Linked DNA regions of Homo sapiens: region 2 is linked to region 1. The links are chromatin loops, found by intact Hi-C in ENCODE. Cell type or tissue: adrenal gland. All regions are shown on one strand.

Region 1 (5,000 bases):
GGTCTCCAGAGCCTCTCCTGTATCCTTCATGATGTTATGGATTGTGCTGTCTCTGGGTTTCCATGAAACAGAGCACCGGGAATGTGTTCCTGGCCTTTTCTTTGCTGCAGAGTTTAAACAGCCACAAGTGCTTTACACGCAAGCTTCCAAGCCCAAAAGCAACATTATAATTTTAGGTAAAAACCAAACCTCCTGCAGTGTTTGCCTCAAACAAGTCCAAATGCCAAGAGAAATCAAAAGGATGAAGCAGATTTGATCAAATCAGGCCTGTGGCCTGGAGACAACACACTCTTTGGCATCTTCTCGGAATACCAACACCCAGCGTCTCCTCAGAAGCTGTTGTTATTATTGAATGACCATGTTACTAAGTGTGAGTAGAACATTAGAAACCCGAGTCAGGACTTTCAAGGGCTGAGGCCAGTGCCTGTGCAGTGCCACACAGAGTATGCAGGCAGTGGGGAGGCAGTGAAAGTTTGAAAGGGAGCCACAGCTAATCAGGAGCCCCTGAGGAAACCTGGAAAGGAGCAGGGTGAGGGAGGGCAGGTGGTTAGATGGTGTTTGTGGAAGTCTCATTTCCGATGGAGGCGGCAGGGATGGCAGGAAGGACATAAATGGGGGAGGACTAGGATGGGAGGACCAACCGAGTCACAGATGAGCCCAGGTCTGGGGCCTGAGGCCCTGGGAAACAGGAGGTTGGAGGAACTGCTGGATTAGGGGAAGGATGCTATGTACCGAATTGCAGATGTTAGGTTGAACAAAATCCCTCTTAACAAGCAGTTACAAAATAGTGGTCATGGAGCTTGGCCTGAAGAGCTACAGCCAGTGAGTTCCAAAACTTGGACTGAACACAGGGATTTCCAATTCTGAAGCCCAGTGGTCACAGTCCCTGTGCTCTCCTGCCTCCCCCTTCTCTGCACATTAATGTCTTGGTGAGATGTAGCTCATTAGGAGGGATAGAAAAGTTACAGATCTAAGTTGGGATCTTCCAAATCTAAGGTCAGTCCACCTGCAAAACTGCCTGTAACTTATAGGCAGTGACAAGAATGTGAGAGAACTAGTGCCAAACTCATAAGAAAACCGTGGGCAATGAAGGGGTTTAGTGGTTCCCAAATCCAAACGCATATCAGAATCTCCTTGGTGAACTTAAAAAAAAAATTCCTTAGCTCCTTCTCAGACCTAATAGATCAGACTGTCTTGTTTATAAAAATCCTCAGGTAATTCTGATGCATCTGGAACCATGGGCATAATAAAGACAATTTGAGTGAAGCTTTAAAAATAACAGGCAATAATAATAACAGGCATGGCACATTGGAAGCCTACGGGCTGCCAGGCACTGTTCTGATAGTTATAAATTATTTTGAGATAGAGTTTTATTCTTGTCATCCAGGCTGGAGTGTAGTGGCACAATTTCAACTCACTGCAACCTCCGCCTCTCGGGTTCAAGCAATTCTCCTGCCTCAGCCTCCTGAATAGGAGGGATTACAGGCACCCACCATCATGACCGGCTAATTTTTGTATTTTTAGGAGAGAGAGGGTTTCATCATGTTGGCCAGGCTGGTCTCGAACTCCTGACCTCAGGTGATCCTCCTGCCTCAGCCTCCCAAAGGGCTGGGATTACAGGTGTGAGCCACCATGCCCAGCCAAATTATTTTATTTTACCTATATGAAGAAGACCACAGATGAAGAAACTGAGGCTTAAAGAGGCTAAGTACCTTGTCCATGGCCACATAGTTTCTGTGATTCCAACTCTGACCTGCCTGACTCCAACAGCATAGTGGTGTGGACTGGATACTTCCAAAAGTGATGTGTTCAAGGGCTGCTGGGTGCAAGAGAGTGCAGCCTGAGCAGAGGGCCTCTGGGAGAGCAGCTTCACAGGGGCCTCACAGTTTGTGGGGAAGTAGTGGGGAACTGCCTGATCCGAGAGCCTAAATAGGGGAGTGAAGAAGGGAGACAAAATGGCCAAGGGGGGTGGGGTAGAGCAGGCTCTGTAAGCCAGGTATCTTGGACTCGCTTCCCTGTGCCTGCTTCTGCCTGTTCCTCACACTACAGCCAAGAAGTTGTATTCTTTTACTTTAGCAGGGTTTCCTGAAAAGAACATGGACTTGGGAATTAGTCCTCAGGATTCTAGTCCTGACTGTATTGCTGAAGACCCTGCCTCCCTCAGACATTAGTCTCTATGTCTGCAAAATGAGGAATGGCCCTGGACATCATCCTCAGGCCCCTCCAGTACTGCATACACTGATTCTCTGGCCATATGTTGGAGAACCTGCCACATGTGTGACAGCCTGCGCTGTGAAGGAGGGGACAGAGGAGGCCACAGGGGCAGAACTGCACTCCAGAGACCTTGGGTGGGCCCAGGTGCAGTGAGTGATACTGAAGGCCAGTGGTTTCCTTCAGGGCAACCCAGGTGCTCTGCAGTCACACGAATCTCTCCTGGGCACTGGTCCTCCATGGGAGCCCCAGGCCCTGGGGCAGGGCTATATGGACAGGAAACACAACGGTGAGGAAGGGCTTTCAGAATCCACATCCTTCAGTCCTCATGCATGAGTCAGCCACCACAGCTGGATGGCAGCACTTAGTCACTCTCCGCCTGAGCACTGCACGGCCCCTGTGCCCAGGGACACAGAGTCAGGATGTTGAGGGTTCCCACAGAAAACTGCTGTGAGTCCGATATGCATGTCAGTAATGACCACTGAGTCACCATCCAGCATTGTGTGGCCAGGCTGAGGATTTGGTTGCTTATTCTCTGGTCACAGAAACTCATCTCTGTAAAGTCCAAGGCCACATTACAGTCTCCAAGCAGCTCATTGACCCACAAGAGAGATGTGACCAAGGACATAAGCACAGTGACAGACTGACATTTAGTCACTTACTATTTGCTAGGTACTTTCCTGGGCTTTGTGTGTTTTGATTTATTAACTCTCATACAGCCACATGAGGGGTGCTATTATTAACCCTATTTTGTAGATCAGGAAACTGAGCACAACATGCTTACATAATTGGTCCAAGGTGCCACAGTCTGGGGAGGCAAAGTCAGAATCTGAACCCAGGTAATGCTGGTTCTAGAGCCCGTGCTGTTAAATGCCACATTCCACTGAGCACATTAAAATAGCTGGAAAGTAAGGGCATGGAGGAGAAATGTAATAAGAGAAATGAAAAGGTGCTAGACAGGACGCTTAGGGACATTGAGACTTGATTGGTATGAGAAGGGTGGTTGTGAGGGAGAGGAAGGTACTCTCATGGGTGTCTTGGCTGCAAATCCAGGTTGCTCTCAAACCCAAATGCATGCTGTTCTATAGGCCAGAGGGCAACAGAGGACCGTGCTAGAGGGGCCCGGAAGAGGAGAGGAGTCTGTCCATCAGATGCAATCATGAAGGACTTCACAGACAGAAGCATCTACCATGGGCCTCATGGGGTCATTTGGGGAGGTTACATGTCCACCATCTAGAGGGGAAACCTGGGCTCAACGCAGTTAAATGACAGGCCCACCATCAGTGGCAGAGCTGAGATGAGAGTAGGGCCACTGGCTCACAGCCCCATGCTGATTCTGCCATGACGGTGCCTTTGGAGTCCAGATAGGAGGAAAGAAAAGGAACCAGAATTTCCTTCCTGCACTTATTCTCCCTTAACCTTGATATGTTCCATTAATTGAGTCCCCAAATCCCTCCCAAAATACACCCCTCTCCTTCCATTCCTACAAACAGCCATTTTGGGCATGAGGAAGGGAAGGAGGAAGAAAAAAAGGAGAAGGAAGAGTAGAGGGAGGAGAGATTGGGAAACCTGAGAGGGGTGTTCAGGGATGCCTCCATCTGGTCAGTCAGAAGTGGGGGCCCTGATTTAAATCCCCCTCCCAAATGAACTGGGTTGTATGGAGCCAGAGCTTGGGTTCATGTCTCTACATGGGTACCACAGTCATCCCCACCAGGACTGTCTTCTCCTTAGACTGCTATGATGTTCCCAACCTCCCTCCTGACATCCTGGTTGTGAGTAGCATGTCAGCTAATGGTCAGCATGCCCGTGGGACAGCTTTTTAAACTCTAGACTTCCCAGTTTTCTTAGCTCATAATCAGATCATGAGACTGTCTTTCTTACTGTCGCTCAGCTTACCTGTGTCTCAGCAAAGTCGTGGACTTTGGTTTGAAATAAATTATCATGCTGCCAAAAGAAAATTATCCAAAAAACAAAGAATGACTGGTAGCATTTTAGTCCCATACCTGGGGTATTGTCTACTATGCATGAAGGCTCAAGTTAGAGACAGGATCACATTCACATGCTAGTAAATGGTTCTGGGTCTTTTGTGTTTTTTTTTGTTTGTTTTGTGTTTCATTCTGAAAATAAAACATCATAGATAGCAGCTGGTTTGTCCATTGTCTTCTTTCTTGGAAATCTTATGGAAGGTTCCTTTGAACACTATCCTTGGCTTCTCTGTTAGGACAAACTGAAACTGTGATTGATAACAAACCATAGAAGTTAATTTAAACAGGATTATCCATTTTAATTGACTTGTAATCGTGAGAATAACAACAACAACAACAAAAAACCCAGAACCTCTAAATGGTAATTCTTGAGGGGTGAAATTGTATCTTTGCTCCGTTCTGGATGTTACCAGGCACCGTTAAAAAATTAGGAACAGGCTAGACACGCTGGTTCACACCTGTAATCCCAGAACTTTGGGAGGCCAAGGCAGATGGACCGTTTGAGCCCAGGAGTTCCAGACCAGCCTGGGCAACATGATGAAATCCCTACAAAAATTAGCCAGGCGTGGTAGTGCACACCTGTAGTCACAGCTACTCAGGAGGCTGAAGTGGGAGGATCACTTGAGCCTTGGCCCTGTAAGAAGAGGATTGGGTGATTGGCTCTATAAGAACAGGGAGGGACATCAAAGCTTTCTCTCTCCACCTGCATACACTGAGGAAGGGCCACGTGAGGACGCCGTGAGAATGTGGCTGTCTGCAAGCCAGGGAGAGGGCCCTCACCAGAAACCATGATGGTACCCCAAT
Region 2 (5,000 bases), 52 kb after region 1:
GAGATGAGGTCTGCTCTAAGAGGGTACCCGGTGTCTCAGTCTCTGGCTAGAGGCTTAGCAAGCTGCCCAATTTGGGAGGGCCACCAGGATGGACTGCCATGAGGCAGCTCATGAGAGAGGCTGAACCATGGCCCTGGAGGTAGGGGATTCTGTAGGCAGAGGCGGACTAGAGAAGTCAGTGACTATGGGAAGAAAGAGAGCAGTTTCATGGTGGAGTGACCTCCTCCTCTTCACAATGGCTAGGGTGAGTGGAGATCCTTGAAAGCCAGGGAATACCATAGAAAGTAGCTGAGTCGTTTGAGGGTCTTGCACCCATGAGGGGGCCTGTTTGGGGGAGGAAGTTGTAGCAGTAAGAGGCTGTGGAACTTGTCACCCCAGCTGGAACCTGAGCAAAGGGTCACAAGAGGCCAGCCAGGGAGCTCTTTTCCTAAGCTGGGCCCCTTCAAGGGCATCCAAGAAAACCTGCTCTTGCACCCAACAACATAGCCAGCTTTGGGACACTTGCCCACAGAGGGCATCAGCAGCCATGAGAGAACTAGAGCACAATCTAAATGAAAAGATTTTTTGCCCTTTAGCCTCTTGAATTAATTTCCTAGGGCTGCTATAACAAATTATTATAAACTTGGTGGCTTTAAACATCAGAAATGTATTTTCACACAATTCTGGAGGCCATTCAAGGTGTTGGCTGGGCTGTTCTCTCTCTCTCAAAGCTCGAGGGGACAATCTGTTCCTCACCTCTTTCAGCTTTTGATGACTCCAGGTGTGTGTTGGCTTGTGGCAGCACCTGTCCAAATGATCTCCACAGTCACATTGCCTCTTCCTCTTCTCTGTGAGCTTCTCTTATCTATGTTTCTTATAATAAGTCCCTATATTTAGGACCCTCCTGGATGATCCAGGATAATCTCAACTCAAGATATTTAACTTCATTACTTCTGTAAAGATCTGTGTTTCCAAATACATTCACAATCACAGTTCCAGGAATTAGGATATGGACAGATCTTTTTGGAGGTTACAATTCAACTGCCTACATTCCTATCCCCGTTTCCTCCTCCAACCATGTAGGAATCAGAATTAGCAGGATGAGGGGAAAGAGGAAGGAAGCACAGGTTGTGCCCCTCCCTCACGCCTAGGGAGGCTCCTCATTCCATGGGAAGCAGGCCCAAGCTTGGGAGAAGAAGCTCTGAACTGAATGTGAAATTGGAACTTTACATCATACCTCACTAAACTTTCAAACTGAACTTTGAAGTTTTGAGATCTGCCTGAGATTTTCTCAAAGGTCATGAAGGGGAGACTGGACCAAGCATAACTGAAGACAGTGATGGGAAAGGATAAGACAGACATTTCCTGTTGTATTCCATTGAGTTCAGTATATTCAATAAAATAGTTACACTAATATTAGTTAAAGCTTATGCTTTTCTAATATAAGAGATCTGGGGGTTTTTTTTAATAAGAAAAGCACAATTTAGAGGCGAAGCATGCTAATACGTATTTTCAGTGAACATCATATTAGGAAAGGACTAGCTGTTTGGAACAAATATCTATGGAAATCTAAACTATAAAATTGTATTAAATGCCAATCACTGAAGCGAGAAGAGTAAGAATATGCGGTTCTTTTAATAGCAGATACTCTTGTCCACCTGCCTGACCACCAATTTCAGATGTGGACTGATAAGGAAAGTACAGTGGAACTATTACCTACCTCAGTCCATCAAAATTCTAGTAATGCAGCCTCAAATCACCTCAAACTTGCAAGAGCTCTGTCACATTGCTGGCTACATTGAGTTATTAATGGAAACCCAAAGGTCAGATGAATAACTAATGAGGCAGCTGTCTATTTGAACAATTGACAATCTTTTTTTGGGATTACAAAAACTTTAAACTTAAATACCTCTATGTACTTTTATTCCTTTTCACTGTAATTTTGTTTGTTTCAGCTCATGTTTTCAGCTTGTTGAAATCTTTATAACGTTGACTTTGTAATCCAATGTGTTAGTGGTCCCTCAGAGTTTTACATCGTACAACTAATTTGGTAAACTGGCCTTCTGGGCCTACATTACCAGGAACTTTGGAGACAGGACACAGTCAAAGGCAGTTGGTACAGTATTCAGTCAGCCAAAATATCAACACTGGGAAGCCCTCATTTAGTAATTTTTGCAGCATCAGGCTTTTTAGAGAAAGAGAACACTAATAAAATAAGCTAATATAGAAGTCAGTAAGAAAAAAAACTACGTGGTAAGGATGGACTCAGTTGCATTCTACCCAATCTCTCCTTTCCCTTGTGCCCCTACAGTAGTTATAGGTCTGCAAAGGGAGAATTCATCTTTACTTTAATAACTTTTAATCATTACAAGGAAAATATAAAAGAGTGGATAAATCTATTTTCAACAAGATGTGAAAACCCTCAAAGATCCACTTAACCTCGAATTAACCGGAGAATAGGGTCATCTGTCCAGATAACCCTATTATCTATTTTTGGTATAATTAAGCTATTCTTTTCTATGCATTAAAGGATGGTTGGAGGTATGGTGGAAAGGGGGTTGTAGGGCAGAGAGAATTTAGTAGAAGGAAGAACTGACAAGAGAAGTAAGTAATATTAAAACATGAGGTTCAGAGATCAAGGAACTCTGAGCACAGGCATCTTAGATGTAGCTCATGGACCAGATACAATTCTTCTGAGAGAGAATTTTAGCCAAAACAAAAAATGCTATCTAATTAGATGACACATCTGAACTAGAAAGACAGAGTTCTATAATTCCCTGTTTGACTCTTCCATTTGTGGAAGTGTCACCCCAGCAGGCATGGATCAATTTATTAATCATTAGGAAGAAAGCGAATGCTATTGTCTAACTTGGAGGTGTTAAGATTTATTTTCATTAATGCTCTGTTATAATACCAGGGCTTTAAAAAGGATTACTGAGTACAAGAAACATAGATTTAAAGTAAGTTTTCCTATGCGTGTGTCTCATGCTTGGATCACATTCAATATCCATGTCAGGCATGGATCCTCTTGACTTACTGTTGTTATTGGTGGATTATGTAGCTACATGAAAACCCCTGGATGCTTCTGCCCTGGATGTCCTGAGAGTGCCTTAATACTGGAGATATATATGTGTGTATGTGTGTGTGTGTATATCTGTATACACATATATACACATACATAATACATATATATACATATACACATGTATATATACATGTATATGTGTCTATATACACACATATACACGTATATATACATATATACACATATACATATATACGAATACATGTATATATACATAGCCTTTTCCAGCCAGTCATGGTTCCTCGGGAAGCCCAAAGCAGATTTGATCATAATCCTGCCTGGCTCATTAGGGCCAGAACATGGTAAACCCCGACAGGCAAATATACCTAAATGCTAAAGTTAATAAAGCAGAAAAGATGAGCATATAATGACTCCTAACTCTAAAACTTTGGTTGCTGCAATGGAAGGCACTGTGGGTTTTTCTATGCTGAAAAACCATGGACAACAATGATCTCTTAAGAGGTTCGAGGAGTTAGTTGGTTTTTAGCATACTATAAAAGCTTACGATGAAAGAAACCAAACCTTAATACTGGAAATATATATGTGTGTATGTGTGTGTGTATATATCTGTATACACATATATACACACATATATAATATATATATACATGTATGCGTGTATATATACACACATATACACATACATATATACACATATACATATATACACATACACATATATATACATATATACACATATACACGTATATATACATATATACATATATACACATATACACGTATATATACATATATACACATACATGTATATATACATATATACACATACATGTATATATACATATATACACATATAAACATATATATACACATATACACATACACGTATATATACGTATATACACATATACACATACACGTATATATACGTATATACACATATACACATACACGTATATATACGTATATACACATATACACATACACGTATATGTACGTATATACACATATACGTATATATACGTATATATACATGCTTGTGTATATATATACATATATGAGAGGTTCAAGGACTTAGTTGGCTTTAGGATACTATAAAAGCTTAGGATTAAAGAAACCAAACCTTAATACTGGAGATATATATGTGTGTGTGTGTGTGTGTGTGTGTGTATGTGTAAAATATGTGTACAAATAAATGGTATATAGACAAGTTATATATTATTTTTATTGGTTTTATTATAGGTATAACTTTTTTTATTGGCAACCCAAAGTAGTAGGTGCCTTAGAAATAGGCAGGAGTTACAGAATAAGAAATATAATATACTCCTTTACTTGCTTTGGCATTAACAATTTCATAGTTATCTTTTAAGATGTCTGCAATTTAGATTCATCAGAAAAAGGTATGTTGAAAAGTGAGTTTTGTGGAATTTCTTCTCTGAGGTGGAACACCCGCAATGCATTGATGCTGGGCTCTCCAACTTTGTCACTGAGGATTGCTGCTCTAGTTTTTCTCTTGTTCCTCCTTGCTTTTGCTTAAGCAGTTGCCTCCTCCTGGAGTACCCTTTACTCACCAATGTCTAAACCATTAACATTCTCTAAGGCCTAGTTCATGTGCCCCCTTACCCTGCAAGCTTTGCCTAGTACATCTTTCCTCTCAGAACTTTCATATCACTCAAGGTATTGGTCTGCACTTCAAGTGAGTAAGTTCCCAAATCTTCCTCCTCCTACCCCCGAACAAGACCTCTTTTCCCTTCTATGAATTCCACGTTTTGAAAAAGTGTGTTACTCAAGTAACACAGTTTAATTAAGAGCACATTTATTATGAAAAATTTCATCTATTCAATCAGTGCTTTTTGTTTAGGCAGTTATTGTGTAACTATCAATAATGTCATTTTTATTTAGTATTATGAATTGGATAATCACATGAGTCTCTGTCATAGATGTGGCACTAATTATAATAATGAGGGAAATGTTA

What was found. Hi-C counts contacts between places; a loop is a spot of excess contacts. Peaks named below come from ENCODE experiments on the same cell type or tissue, not always from the same donor. Only the 100,000 strongest peaks of a DNase experiment are listed, where the experiment ranks them.
Region 2: it touches region 1 in a loop (1.8-fold over the local background); 18 of 110 quality-filtered maps call a loop at or near these places.

The regions. Positions count from the first base shown.
Region 1 is chr11:86,630,391-86,635,390 of GRCh38, forward strand. All of the region lies in intron 2 of ME3 (malic enzyme 3), which reads right to left. Among named protein-coding and RNA genes, the nearest start is that of ME3, 40 kb to the right of the region's middle. In adrenal gland, a CTCF peak has its summit at 2,599; a DNase peak (open chromatin) is centred at 2,639; H3K27ac peaks cover 1,552 bases.
Region 2 is chr11:86,682,248-86,687,247 of GRCh38, forward strand. No RefSeq gene overlaps it. Among named protein-coding and RNA genes, the nearest start is that of ME3, 12 kb to the left of the region's middle. In adrenal gland, no CTCF peak of the experiment used is centred here; no DNase peak of the experiment used is centred here; H3K27ac peaks cover 344 bases.